Linked DNA regions of Mus musculus: region 2 is linked to region 1. Evidence: chromatin contacts called from ENCODE Hi-C or POLR2A ChIA-PET data. All regions are on one chromosome and are shown on one strand. The core of a region is the stretch at or near the end of the contact, and the rest is flanking DNA. Distances in the headings are between cores, read along the strand shown. Region 1 overlaps Elf2 (E74-like factor 2). Region 2 holds the start of Elf2 (E74-like factor 2).

Region 1 (7,593 bases), core at 2,034-4,533:
GGACTGGGGCTCCTTGCCAGGTCCCCAGTTTCTCAAGTCGATCTTCTACCTCCCTGTGGCAACAATATTTTCTAATTAAAAGAGTCCTTTTGTGCCACAGGGAGGATTTCTGATGGTATAACAAATATGGAAGTTATCACAGCTCATCATAAAGTCAGACTAGGCCTAAGTCTTCAAGACAGAAATCCGGCTTCTGATATTTCAGTAAAGAAATCTGACTTTATTTTTTCAAACTGTGCTTATAAACCTTTACTTTCATTTATTAAAAAGTAACCATTGTTTTCTTATTAAATTACACAAAAAATTTTATTCTTCTAAATTTCAGCTAATCTTTAAATACAAATTTTTGTTGCCCACTAAAACAGTATTTATATATTTGTTGTACATTCGTGAGTGTGTATGTAGGAATGTGTGTGTCAGGACAAGTTATGGAAGTCAGAGGTTGTTAATCTTCAAGGGTCTATTCTTTCACTACACCGTGTAGGGTCGTTAGGCTTGTGGTGGCAAGCACCTTTACCCACTGAGCCATCATGCCAGCCCATAAAAACAGATTTTTTTTTTTTAAAGCTTCTTGGTAACTAAGTACGACGATAATTTTTTTATGCCTTGGTGGCTGAATACAAAGCAAAGTGTCGCCACGGCTACTCAAAGGAGAGATGCAAGAGCCTTAAAAAGACCAGAAAGATCTACTAGTGATGCATTCCAAGAACAACTAGAAGAAGATAACACAACAACTTCACACAGCAGCGCTCCGCTGAGCATGGCAGCACAGGGAATTGCTCCAGCTACGTGGGAAGCTGAGGCAGAAGGACTGACTGCTGGAGCCCGTGGTTTGGAGCCAACCTGGGCAGCATAAGACATGTCAAATAATAATATAAATTTTAAAAGATTAATCTATGCCAATACTAAAATTATATTATTTAGATCTTTAAAAGTAGCAATCTGGCCGGGCGTGGTGGCGCACACCTTTAATCCCAGCACTTGGGAGGCAGAGGCAGGCGGATTTCTGAGTTCGAGGCCAGCCTGGTCTACAAAGTGAGTTCCAGGACAGCCAGAGCTACACAGAGAAACCCTGTCTCGAAAAACCAAAAAAAAAAAAAAAAAAAAAAAGTAGCAATCTTTCTCACTGATGGTGATGACTTTCAGTTTGTTTATTCTTTGTAAAGCTTCCTAATTTTTCCATTGCTCTTACTGTTTAAAAAAAAACTTAGATATAATCAATTATTAAAAATCAATGGTATATATATATGACCACATTCAGGTATTTTTGGATGACTTTCAAAATTCTGAGTAACATTAGGTCATTCAACAAAGAAATACTGAAGACTTTATATAAACTTTTATATATAAATATATATTATTCTCCCTTTTTCTTTCTTTACTTCATTTACTTGTCTGAAACTGGGTCTGGTTCCATGTAGTCCAGGCTGGACTCAGTCACCATCCTCTTGCCTCAGCTTCCCCAGTCTTGAGACTGCAGGTAACTTTCACCACACGTGGCCATAAAATGGTTCTTCACTAAGATAAAAAACTTAGTGCTTTGTATTTCCTGACTACCTTTCATATGTTCAAAACAACACACGCAAAATCCACCACACACACAGACACACACACACAAAATCCACCACACACACAGACACACAAACACACACAAAAATCCACCACACACAATTTCAAGGTTACTTTCATCCTTACTATGAAGGAAAAGGACATATGCAAGAACCACATAAGAAAGTAACTATCCAGATAGCATGATGGGCGGTCAGAAGAGTGATTAATGTTGACAATAACAACTGTACAAAGTCTCGGGTACACGGGGCTACAACAGAGAGTGCTAAGCAGACTACAGGTGATAAAATGGAAGAGGAAGCTCAGTGTGTTTGGAAAAGTCCTTGTGAAAGGCAGGAAGGAAGAGAGCCGGGAGTGTAGTTTCCACAAAGGATGCACTTCTGGATGACCCGAGGGCCACTGAGCTTGGCAGAAGACTGGCCTTTGAAATCTAGCAAACAAAGAGCAGTACAGTGGCTGACAAGCAAAGTGAGCTGTAGTCGGCTGGCTGTCCAGTACAGTGAGCTGTAGACTAACTGACAAGTGCAGTGAGTTGTAGGCTGACTGACAAGTGCAGTGAGTTGTAGGCTGAGTGACAAGTGCAGTGACCTGTAGGCTGACTGACAAGTGCAGTGAGCTGTATAGGCTGACTGACAAGTGCAGTGAGCTGTATAGGCTGACTGACAAGTGCAGTGAGCTGTAGGCTGACTGACAAGCGCAGTGAGCTGTAGACTAACTGACAAGTGCAGTGAATTGTAGGCTGACTGACAAGTGCAGTGAGCTGTATAGGCTGACTGACAAGTGCAGTGAGCTGTATAGGCTGACTGACAAGTGCAGTGAGCTGTATAGGCTGACTGACAAGTGCAGTGAGCTGTATAGGCTGACTGACAAGTGCAGTGAGCTGTAGGTTGACTGACAAGTGCAGTGAGCTCTAGGCTGGCTGACAAGTGCAGTGAGCTAGAGGCTGGCTGACAAGTGCAGTGAGCTGGAGGCTGGCTGAGAAATGCTATAGACTGACACATACAATGAGCCAAGGAAGAATGACAAGGAAAAATGCTTGCTCAAGTATGTGTTTCTTTGGTATTTATCTTTTTCTTTTCTTTTTTAATGTGGAAATGAAAGGAAATACAACAGATGTATGCGAAGTTAAGTGTTCTGGCTGAATACACTTGCAGACATATGAAAGCCTGCTAATGAAGCCAATGGAAGACTTGTTCAAGAACTGTCCTGTAACTACTTCCTTCGTCCTTACAGTCTTAAATTCCTATTTTATAACAGTGAAACACTGAAAGGTTTAAGCATTGCCAACTGAGTGATGTGGAGGAAAACTGAAGGCAGAAGTAGGTAAGCAAAGGCGGAACTCCTTCCTGCCAGAGAAAGATACTTAAACTCTGTCACCCAGGACGCTCTCTCATATTCGCTTTTAGAATGCTTCATGCTTTTCAAATTACAAACATTTCTAAAAGTAATTGTTTAATTGTATGTCCTTTTCTCATCCAGGCCCATGGGAGGATTCTGCCACACCTCCTCCCTCGGCCTAACTAACTGGTTCCATGGCTTCAGTAAGGATAACTCCCAAACCTGTCTCTACCCTTTGGTCACTGGGCTGCAGTTACACTAGGCATCTTCCATCCATCCTGGCTCTTTCCACCCCCGGAGAGCAGCTGCACTAAAGGGGCTCACACAGCTTCTAACTGGGCTTGTTCAGTGGAGAGACTGGGCAGGGACTAGAAAAGGGGAGAGTAAGACTAGGAGACTTAACCTGCCCCCCTCACTGTGGCACTGACATCCAACCAGGTGCATCCTTGACCAAGGTCCCAGCTTTTGCCAAGGCGATTCTTTTTCCAGGGCAGTGGCTTCCTGTTTGAGTTGTATAGGTGGGCCCTCCCCTGAGCCCGGGAGCCAAGAATAGAAACAGCTCTGTTGTAGAGAGCTGAGCACTACCCTCCTCTTCCATGCTATGCTTTCTTTTACTAAGGCTCCCCATAAGTTAGCCATTTTCTTTGTGACAAAATCCTGGTTACTCCTGTATCCATCTGTAAATACCTACATACTTCTTCTTAGATACCTTATCTCAACTCAAAATCAAACCTGACCATTAAGATCATCTGCTTCTTTTTTCATTTTCATTTATTTATTTATTTAGATCATCTGCTTCTTAAAACCATCTTTCCTTCATCTCTCCAGGATGTCACCATCTCTAACTGTGCTGCGTAGCCCCTCCCTTGTCCGGGATCAGGGTACATTTGACTGGGATGCTGTGTATGGAGCCCACTCTTCCTATGGCCACTACTTCAGTTTCTCAAGTCACCCTTCAAGTCACAACAGCCAGCCTTCGCGCCTCTTCCACTACAATTTTTATCAAATGGCATTTGTTTATTTTCGTATGGTACTTGAGATTGAACCTAAGACCTTACACATAGTAGATAAGCACTTTACCACTAGGCTACACCTCAGCCTATATTCAGAATTCATCCTATATCAGAGATGTGAGGTCCATGGTTGTGCTTCCTCCTAAGAGCCTGCGAGTCTTGTGGCGCCTTTATCTGCTTAATTTCTAACTCTTGACATTCAATAAAACTTACTTCATATCTCTATATTTTTAAATAAGCATTAAAAATCTCTGTAGAGGATCCAATCAGCGCCTCCCTCTCATCACGCCCACATGTCAGCAGGCTGTGCTGCGGAAGTGTGTGGCTCTGGGAGTTATTTCAAGCCCCCAGAGACAAGCCCACCCACCCTCCACAGCTTACTGCTGCTCCTAAAGACTCTTTATCATTACTAATCTTCAGTGCCTCACAGCTGCTTGTGATAAAATTAGATGAATATACCACTTTTAAAAGTTTTACAGTTCTCAGTTTTTTCTACAACCTTTAAGAGGATATTAGTATCATCACTAAGCCCAGAGAGAAAAAATGGAAAATTTTAAAAGAAAGATAAGCAAAGTAAACCAAAATTACGATCAAAAGGGGAGTCAGTCCTCTTACATACAAAGTAATGAAGGGCCATGAACCCACCCACTCCAACCTACTTAACAGTGAGGATAGTGTCTCTGTCAGACATGTAAGGGTATAGAGGAACAAAAGAAGAAAAACTTCAATGTGACCACCAGAGATGAAAGAACAAGTTAAATTAACTATGATTTTAGGCTAATAAAATATGAATCATAAGCCAGGTGTAGCAGCGGCGCACGACTTTAATCCCGAGACCCAGGAGGCAGAGGCAGTAGGATCTCTGTAACCTGGAGGCCAGGTAGTCTTCTAAGACAGCCAGGGCTACACTAAGAGATTCTGTCTCAAAACACACACACACACACACACACACACACACACACACACACACACACACACAGAGAGAGAGAGAGAGAGAGAGAGAGAGAGAGACAGAGACAGAGAGACAGAGAGACAGAGAGACAGAGAGACAGAGAGACAGGGAATGAATTATAGTTTAAAAGAAGTCTAGAAAACGTTTACAAGGAAATCCTATTCTATACATTTTTTTTACTTGTCTGTGTTCATGATGTGTGTGCATAGCTCCTGTGCCATGGTGCACATCTGGATGTCAGAGAACAGCTGTGTGGAGCCAGTTCTTTCCTTCCAGCTCATCACAGACCCTGAGGATCAAACAGACTGCCAGGCTTGTAAGACAAGCCCCAATACCCACTGAGCCAACTCAGCAGCCCTTATTCTATAGTCTTAATTCCCCCAATTCACCAAATAAAAACCGAGACCTTCCCATTTCTTCTCAGTCAGTTTCTTTTAAAACATCTACATGTTTAGAGTTTCTGTTACAAGCTTTTAATACTATGAAAAATGACCCTCCCATCCCAGCCCACCAGCAAACTGAAACAGACTCAGCTAAGCCTTGGCCACCCTTACCCATCTGTCTATGCTCTGTAAGAAGTATAATCCACTTAGTGTGTGGGTCTTTTAAAAACCAACAAACTCAAGCTCAGATTTTCTAATATAAAAATACTAAGCCAGGCAGTGGTGGCGCACACCTTTAATCCCAGCACTTGGGAGGCAGAAGCAGGTGGATTTCTGAGTTCGAGGCCATCCTGGTCTACAGAGTGAGTTCCAGGACAGCCAGGGCTACACAGAGAAACCCTGTCTTGAAAAACAAAAACAAACAAACAAACAAACAAAACAACAACAAAAACTATTTGTGGGAGCATGTTGTGTGCATAAAACAAAAAATAACCTATGGCCACTAATAATCCTTGTAAAGTCATTAAAACTCATGATCAAGAAAGCAAATGAGGCCTGGAGAGATGGCTCAGTGGTTAAGAGCACTGACTACTCTTCCAGAGGTCCTGAGTTCAATTCCCAGCAACCACATGGTGGCTCACAACCATCTGTCATGAGATCCGCTGTCCTCTTCTTGTGTGTCTGAAGCTACAGTGAGTGTACTCATATAAATAAAAATATAAAAATTAAAGCAAATGAACATGCAAACTGAAGTTCTGAGGAACCTTTACCATATTAGAGTAATATAAGTGATCTGCCTAACATTTCCTTCTACTGTTTAAAAAAACAGTACTAAAGGGCAGTACTGAGAGCAAGCAGGATACAGTAGAGCATGGCTATCACCCCTGCTCTCAGGAGACAAAAGCAACACGCCTGTACCAAGTTCAAGGCCTGCCAAGGGGGCCGGAGTGACCTTCAAAATAAGATGGTGTTCAATTTTAAAACACAACTTGTGGAAAATAATTGCAAGAGCAACTGGTTTTTCTCCGTGCCTGGTATCCTGAGCCCGGGCTGGCCTTCAGATCCACGGCCCCTAGAGTGTCAGCCTCGGGGGTAGTCAGGTTACACATGTGCACCACGGCCAGCCCAGCTCCAAGCCTCCTCTTCAACACCACAGCCATTCATTCACATCTGTCCTGCGAATGGGATGAATCAGCACCCTCAGGACTCCTTAACTGGGTTACACTCATTTCTCATGCAAAATTACTTGAATTGAAATGAATGAAGAATTTATTATCAATTACACAGTAACATGTGTCAACCTGCTCTGGCACCCTGATGTGTCTACTTGTGCGAATCCTATATGGTCGTTTCATTTTTAAAAGTTTGCAACTTGATGCAAAAATCAATCATTCGAGGAAACCTCGGGCCTAGAGAGGTGACTTAAGGTGCTGCCTGTTCCTCCAGAAGACCCAGGTTCAAGTCCCAGCACTCACATAACAGCTCACAACCATCTGTAATGTGGGCATCCATCAGTTTCAGAGATGCCCACTTCTAGATTCTGCAGGCAAAACAGCCTACACATAAAATTGATAATACACTAATAATAATGACTTAATTTTTAAGGAAGAAAAGGCATCCCTGGACCTTCCTTCAGCCTGGAAAACCCTCAAAAAGAAGCCCCTAGAACAAGGCACCCCTCCACGCCCACCACTGAGTCTTTAGGAAGTGCCTGGGTCCCTGTCATCAGATGAACCAGTCTGCACTTCCCCGGAGCCTTGCTGACACATCATCCTTGCTTGGAAGAACAAGAGCTCCTAATCTCTAAGCTCAATAAAAGAGTGGAACTGACAGCTAGCAGTAGTTAAGAGGGAACCACTGGGGCCCCAGAACCAAAAGATATCAGACACTCAAAAGGTAATTGGGAAAGTTTGCTACACTTGTAGAAATACATCTAAATATTCAAGCCTGTTAGAAGTCTCAATGTGTAAAAGCACTAATGGACAACTAAGTTCCTTCTGTGGGACTCACATAATAGAAGGAAAGAAGAATTAATTCCCACAAGCTGTCTTCTGAACTACACATACACATGCACACACACACACATACACATACACACAAGAAGGAAGGAAGGAATTTCACTAGGACTGCAAACCAATAAGAATTTTTCCAAAACATTACCAGACTATGATTTGTTGTTGTTATTGTTGTTTGCTACTATTTAAGTCACTAAAATGATTTAGGGAAATTTTTCATGGTCATAGCAAAACCAAAAAGATTTCCTTAAGAATTACACACACTAATTCCCAAATGCACATATAGCTGATGAAATACATACTAATGGGAACACCAGGATGTC
Region 2 (7,593 bases), core at 1,806-4,305, 38 kb after region 1:
GAGGAAGCAAACACAGGGAAATGAAACAAAATGGCTATTGCCTAGGGCTGGGCCTTCAGGGAGGGACAGTTAATTAGCCCCAAACAGGCTACGGCAAATTTTAGGAGTGGACAGAAAAAAGTATTATAAAGCAAGCCTGGGATAGTCTCAACCCCATTCATTTTTATAGATACTGGATTAGAGTCCCGAGAACAAAACCCTAAGTTTCCTAGGTCTTGTAACACAGCAAGGCTTGTGACTGTAAATAGTGCCCAGTCACATTCTGCTTTAAAAGGAAAATACAGATGAGATAAAAAGAAGAAAGAAAAAAAAATACTGGATTAGCCAGGCAGTGGTAGTGCATACTTCAATCCCAGCACACAGGAGGCAGAGGCAGGCAGATCTCTGTGAGTTCAAGGCCAGCCTGGTCTACAGAGTAAGTTCCAGGACAGCAAGGGGTACACAGAGAAACCTTGTCTCAAAAAAAAACAAAAAAACAAAAAAACAAAAAAAACCCAAAAGACTGGATTATATTCTCAAAATGGAGGAACTATTTTTGATATCATGCCAAAAGGCTGATTTCTTTAAAAATATCACTCCAAGGAGAAATGAAAGCACATCCACACAAAAACTTGCATACAAAAATTACAATAGCCAGGGGTGGAAGCTCAGATCCCTACCAACCGATGAATGGATAAAAATAAGGAAGCCTATCCATAGAGGAGCATTACTCAGCAAAATAATAATAACAGTAATGTGCTGATACATGCCACAACATGCACAAACTTCAAAAACTTTATGCTATGCAAAAGAGGCCATCACAAAAGCCTCCATATTGCACACTTGTACTTACATGAAATACCCAGAACAGGAAAATCCATAAGGGATACAAAGGTCCAGAAAGATGAGAGACAAGTGAGTAATGGCTAACTGGTATGTTCGCTGGGTGGTTAGTGTCTCCGCTGGCAGTACCGAGGACTGAACTCAGAGCCTCCCCCATGCAAAGCAAGCACTGTGCCACTGGGCTACACTGCAGACCCATATGATCTTTTTTTAGGGGTAAAAACATGCTTTAAAATTGAGTTCAGTAATTGTGCAGCTCTGTGACTAAACCTTAAAAACTGAGCTTGTACACTTATAACTGAATGGCATGTGGTTAGTATCTCAATAATGCTGCAACCTCTCCCCATGCCGATCCATTCACCACCACCACCACCACGCCCCCCAAAAAAAGATACACACAACCTGTGAACAGGTAAAATCATCAACCCTGATTTGGTAAACTTACCATTGAAGAAATTTGGGATAAAAAAAAAAAAAAAAAACCCAAAGTTTTCAACTCTGTCGAAACATTTTGCAACTGTTTATGTCTGCGAAGTACAGTGAATAATCCAAGTAAACAAGTATAAAGAGGATAACACTGCCAGGGCGATGGTGCCACACACCTTGAAACCCAGGCACTCCGGAGCCGGGGGGGGGGGGGGGGGGGGGGGGGGGGGGGAAGCTGCATGCTGATCTCTGAGTTCGAGGCCAGCCTGGGTCTACAGTGCAAGTTCCAGAACAACAAAGGCTACACAGAGATTCTACCCTGTCTCGACAGACAAAAAGCAAGCAAACAACCAGCAACAGCAAAGGATAACGTTAAATATTGAGATTTTAAATGTTGAAGACACATCAGACTTCAACTTCTTGTATTTACTGGATGTATCAACTACAGCCACATGCCTTCTATAAATCTTATTCCTAAATCCCTTTAAACATAATTCAACAGTTCCCAGTCTCATACGAAGTCATTCAACACTCTAAAGAAACTGTAACCCACAAATATACAATCTTATCTCAGTAGGGCCCGGATGGACATTGTCCACTAGAGAAAGTGAGCAGTTTGCCTCTCAACTGAGACTTGGAGAAAAAAACAAAAACAAAAGTCTTGAGCTCAGAGGCGCAGTTTTTATTATACTTTCTCACTGTCGGATTAAAGCATAAACCACAGAGTAATGTCATGAACACGAGAAAGATGTTCCAGGGTTACAATGACGCGTCCCCCATCTTATTGATAGAGTACTAAGAACTTAAAGAAAGGGTATACAGCTGAGAACGTGGTTCCCATAAGGACAGTCCACCAAGTTGGTCCGTGGGTTATTTTTCCGTCCTTTGCTGACAGAGTAAAAATGTCCCACTAAAGTCTTGAGTGGGTCCGGCCGCCGCGCGCAGCGCCGCTGAGGCAGAATCGGTACCGAGGCGCGCGGGGCGCCCACGACACTCTCCGCGAGATGCCCTAAGGGCCAGCACCGCCGGCGGAGGACCCCGGAGGAGACTCTGGACCTAGGCGCTTCCAAGAGCCCCAGGGTTTTTTTGTTGTTTTGTTGCAAACACAGATAGTGATCGCAGCCTGGCTCCCCGGGGAACCAGGAGAAGGCGGCGACGGAGGGCCGGCGGAGAGTGAGAATAAAAGAACGGCGGAGTACAACCTGTCGTGCCCGCCCCGGCGGCGGGGAGCAGGCCCGACGGCGACGGAAACTGCCGCCCGGGACGCGCTGCCCCGGCAGCCCGGCCGCCGCGCGATGACTGGCGCCGCGAGGTAAACAGCGCGCGCCGCGGTCCCTCGGCGCCACGACCGTTGCCCCGGGCCGCTCCGGTGCGGGCTCCCGCCCTGCCCCCAGCTCCGCCGGTGTCACCGCCCCAGCCTCCGGAAAGCCCCTCCGCCGCCGCCCGAGCAAACAACACAGGCGCGGGGCGGGGGCGCCCGGGAGGAGGCGACACTCGGGACGGCCGGGCTGGCTCGCCGCGCCCTCCCTCTCCCTCCCGCTCGCTCCCGCCGGCCTCCGCCGTCCCCGCGCTCTTACCTGCTCTCCCTCCACGTCGCCGAGTCCCTTGCCCTTCCCTCAGGGCCGCAGACCGGCCGAGACGCCGCAGCCGCCCGCCGTTGGCCCGGCGTCCTGCGGGAAGCCGAGGGGGCCTCCCCTGGCCACCGCGCGAGCCGCTCCGCACCACAGGACGAGACAAAACCGCGCTGCGCCCCCCGCGCGCGCCACCCTACAGATCCCCCCCAACCGCCGAGGCGACGGCGGCGACACAGCCGGGCGCGGGGAAGCTGCGGCCGGCCCCCGCCCTCCGCACCCGCCTCGGCTCCTCCCCCTCGGCCTCCTGCCGCCGCCACCAGGACACTGGAGTCCGCCTCCCCCACCCGGCCGCTCCGCGCGCTCCTCCCTCCCCGCGCGCCGCCGGGGGAGGCGACACCGCCAGTCACCGCAGCGCCTGTCAAACCGGGCCGGCTATTTATACTCCCCACCGCCCTCGGGCCCCCCGCAGCCCGCCTCCTGCGCTCTCGAATCCCGCCCTCTTCTCAGCGCCCAACTTCGCCCGAACCCGCCTGCTCAGGTGGAGACGCTCGCCACTCGTCCCGCTCCGCGTCCCCGGGGCTTCCCCACTCCCCCACGTCGCGCGCTGCACTGCGCTGCGGACGCGGGACCAGCGCGTGGGGACGGCGGGGCCGCGCGTGCACCTGCAGCCCGGCCGGGACGACACGCGCACCTCTTGGGCCACTCTCAGGTCTTTGCTGTCACCCCTCATCACCCCCCTTCCAACTCCGGACTCCCCTCCCAAGACCTCCAGGGACCGCTCTGCACTCGTAGATTAAGCATTAGGGAAGTGAGCGATTGCAAAATAAAACTCTTGTCAGCCCGGGTGTTCAGAGTCCCCGCGCGTCTCCCGGGCTCCGCGGATGGTGGCGGCGCTGGCGGGCAGGAGCGCGCGGCCCGCCCCACCCGGCCACTGACGCACGTGGCGCCCCGCCCCGCCCGTTTCGCGGCCCGGGGCGCCGCCCGCTCCGCCTCCCAGCTCGTCCACCCCGGACCCCGCCCCGTTCCCAGAAATTACCACCGCCCAACGGCCCGGCTGCGCGGCGGTTGGTGCCCGCGGTGGCCGGCGGGCGGGCGGCCCAGCGCGCAGCTGCGGAGCGCGGCGGGCGGCCCCCGTTCGGGGGGGTCCCGGGGAGCCGCGACCGCCCGCCCCAGTCTTTGTCGCTTCTAGTCCCGTCCGCCTCCGAGAAGTAACTCAAGTCCCGAGATCTTCAGAGCCAGGGTGAAGGAGCGCGTGTGTGTGGAGGAAGAGTATCTTGTTCCAAGTGTCCACGAATTGGGGAAAAAAAAGGGGCGAAGCCAGCGGGAGCTGCAGGCTTCTGGTTTGCACACTTTCACACAAAGGGGAGCCTCTGAGCAGGGCACTCTCACGCGCCTTCCAGGGCACAAAAGCCAATGACACGGTGCCCGGGATGTCCTGCGTTTGCAGCGGCTCGCTAATGGTCTTTCTTAGGCGCAGTTATGCATGCTAGGTCTCTTCCCCCAAGCACCACCACCATTCCCCGCCGCCGCGGAATGTATTTGTTTCTTTAACAAAGAGCATCGGTTGTCCCGGTGCGCGCGGGGGCCGATCCTGCTGGGCTCTGACTCCTGCAGGCTCCCTGGGGGAGCCCCAGCACTTGGAACAGCATACACCGGGTTAATTTCTGGACTCCAGCCTGACTGTTGATGTTCTACAACCAGTTTTTACAAGAACGAAATACTGAGCGGTGTGATGGCTGTGGAGATGAACGTGGGAACCGTGGAAATGACCCTAGAATGGGGCTCAAATGTGAAAGGCATGCCAGAGGTTGCTCTGTTGTTTTAAGTCCCTGCCGAACATTAGAATTTAGCCTCAGTTTTAAAAGCTGTTACTGCCTAGTTGGGTGCTTCTTTCTTAAAAAGCAACCAAAAAAAAAAAAAAAAGCCGTTTTCACTCTGAAATGTATTAGAAATTTGCATTAGCCCAATGGCTAATAAACGATCCTCTTAACTTCGGGTTGGCATCACTCTGAACTACAAAAATGAAGTCTTGATAACTTTAAGACCTTAATACGTACATAACAGAGTACTGCACGCACAGCATCCGTTATAGAGGATGGTGTTTATATCCTGTTTATTATAAATGATTACTTACAGAGCCACTGCCCGCTTTGACACTTTCTGAGTAAGAATACTGAGTCTCTCTTGCGTGGCAGGAGTTGCTTTCTTTAGTTAGAGACAAATGTTACAATAGGGAACTTCCTATTCCTATTAGCTACTTTGAGAAGAAATGTTTTGCCACATTTCCCATCCAGGGTAAGATGGAAAGTCCCAGGCGAAGAACTTACTGTTCTCTCGGCTTTTTCACTGTTCTAAGCATGCTTGCACTTTGAAATGTAGGTCTGAGTTAGAGAGACAGCTCAGCAGCTGAACAGTACCTACTGATGTACTGATGCAGAGGACTTGGGTTTGGTTCCCAGCACCCAAATTAGGGCTCACAACCATCATCGGAAACTCCAGTTCCAGGGCATCCAGTGTCCTTTTATTCTGGCCTCTGTGGGTACACCGCATGCCTAGAAACACATGTAGGCAAAATGCTCATACACATAAAATAATAAAACGGATTTAAAAATAAAAGAAAAAGAAAATGTAGAACTGAGAGGTTGGAGAGATGGCTCAGGAGATCAGTGGCTGCTCTTCCAGAGGTCCTGAGTTCAATTCTCAGCAACCACAGCCATTTCTAATGCAATTCAAAGCCCTCTTCTAATGTGTAGACAATGACAGTGTACTCACATACATAAAATAAATCTTAAAAGAAAAATTTAATGTAGATCTGTCATAACATTTCTGCACCCTGTTCATCTTGGATTCTGATAACTGTATTTGCTTCTGGGCAAAACAACATGGACAGAAGTTATGATGTAAAGATCCTGAAGGTCCTGGCCTCAAGAGGTACTGCATGTTTCTGCTTGCCTCTCTAGCACTCCTGCCTTAAACGATTCGAAGAACATGTCTGGAGAGTCAGCTGGTCCAAGAAAGATGACACACGCACACTGGAAACCCGCCAGGAGCCATTCCCAGCTTATAGTTGGGGACCTGGATGTTGTGCAACAGTTTCCTCTGAGATTGAAACTTTGCATTCTTCAGGGAAGCTCCTTAAGTAAGAAGAGAACTCAAAAGAACTCCAGGAAGTCCCTGAAACTGACCATATTCACTAGGCTCCTCCCTGTAAGCAATAAAAGCTGAGAGTCCCTCTCAGAAATGCAAAGCCAAACAGCAAAGAAGACTCTGATACCAGCCCAGTGGCCTAGAAGAAACAAAAGGCAACTGAACTACCTGGAAGAAGGCTAGATCAACTCAAGCACCAGCTTAGGACAATCTACAACCTTTTGAGCTGCCCGAAGGCTGTGCAGTGTTTCCCAAGTTCCCAGCTTTCCCAAGCTGTCACCCATGCCGAGTGGGGTCTTGGTGATGAAGCTGTCTTTGAGTTATTTCCGCTTCCATAAGGAACCCCTTAGCTGTACTCCAATAAGTAACCTCAATAAAACTCATTGGTGCACCAAGATGGACTTTGGCAGTATCTGTACTTGGTCTGTGTGGGTCATTTGACTGGGCTGAACAGATAGATGTGTGTGTTGAGTCTCCCCAGAAAAAGTTTTGTTCGCAACATTGTAGAATGCAAGAGTTTGTTTGTTTGGATGAGGGAGCTTTCCTGGTTGTACAGCTTAGACTGACCTCCAACAGAAGATTCTCCTGCCTCAGCATTGAGGCCTAAGATTATATGTATGCCCAGCAACATTATTGCTTTGTGCTCTGCAGTTTGGGTATATTTGCTTCCCAGATGAAGTGCTCTGCTCTCGTGGTATTAGCCAACACTGTACAGAGTGAAAGTTTCTGAGAGAGCTCTTTGGAAGCAGGCCTTCAGAAGGCATATCGATCCCTTGTAGAGGGAAGCCTAGTAAGAAACCAGAAAGCTTTACCACAAAGTATCTTAAAGACTCCAGGGGGGCTGGCGAGATAGCTCAGTGGTTAAGAGCACCGACTGCTCTTCTGAAGGTCCCGAGTTCAAATCCCAGCAACCACATGGCTCACAACCATCCCTAACGAAATCTGATGCCCTCTTCTGGAGTGTCTGAAGACAGCTACAGTGTACTTACATATAATAAATAAATAAATCTTTAAAAAAAAAAAAAAAAGACTCCAGGGTCAGGGGGAAAGGTCATCTGATGAAGCTAGAAATCCTAGCAGCAAGCTAAAGATCATGTAATAGATATCTGTGTTATAATTGCATTGCTTTTTATTTTTGTATCATACAACTCATTTAATAATTATACATATGATCCACTAATATATTTTTTGTTTTTATTTTTTATTAGATATTTTCTTTATATACATTTCAAAATTTCAAATGCTATCCTGAAAGTTCCCTATACCCTCCCCCTGCCCTGCTCCCCTACCCACCCACTCCCACTTCTTGGCCCTAGCATTCCCCTGTACTGGGGCATATTAAATTTGCAATACCAAGGGGGCCTCTCTTCCCAATGATGGCTGCCTAGGCCATCTTCTGCTACATATGCAGCTAGAGACAAGAGCTCTGGTGGTACTGGTTAGTTCATATTGTTGTTCCACCTATAGGGTTGCAGACCCCTTTGGCTCTCTTTGGGTGCTTTCTCTAGCTCCTCCACTGGGGGCCCTGTGTTCCATCTTATAGATGGCTATGAGCACCCACATTAATATATTGCTATCATTTTTCAAATAGTATAAAATAAATATCTTAAGAATCCAACTCTAG

Evidence for each region. A loop is a pair of places that touch in the nucleus more often than their neighbours do. ChIA-PET counts read pairs that join two places held with the same protein, here RNA polymerase II (POLR2A).
Region 2: a loop to region 1 is called in a map of left cerebral cortex, with 2.1 times the contacts of the local background. The contact joins the promoter of Elf2 here to the enhancer-like site in region 1. A Hi-C loop is called at or near these places in 4 of 37 maps with a recorded cell type or tissue (T-helper 2 cell, heart and left cerebral cortex). POLR2A ChIA-PET finds 5 or more read pairs at or near these places in 1 of 5 experiments (Patski).

Annotation. Positions count from the first base shown.
Region 1 is chr3:51,299,833-51,307,425 of GRCm38, forward strand. All of the region lies in intron 4 of Elf2 (E74-like factor 2), which reads right to left. Among named protein-coding and RNA genes, the nearest start is that of 4930577N17Rik, 27 kb to the left of the region's middle. Within about 2 kb of position 3,284, at least 1 of the 3 ENCODE cell types and tissues checked has a DNase peak (open chromatin) inside an H3K27ac peak, as active enhancers do; it is heart, where a contact is called at or near this core.
Region 2 is chr3:51,337,589-51,345,181 of GRCm38, forward strand. It overlaps Elf2 (E74-like factor 2), which reads right to left and starts at 3,056. Exons shown (of 10, transcript NM_023502.2): 1 at 2,826-3,056.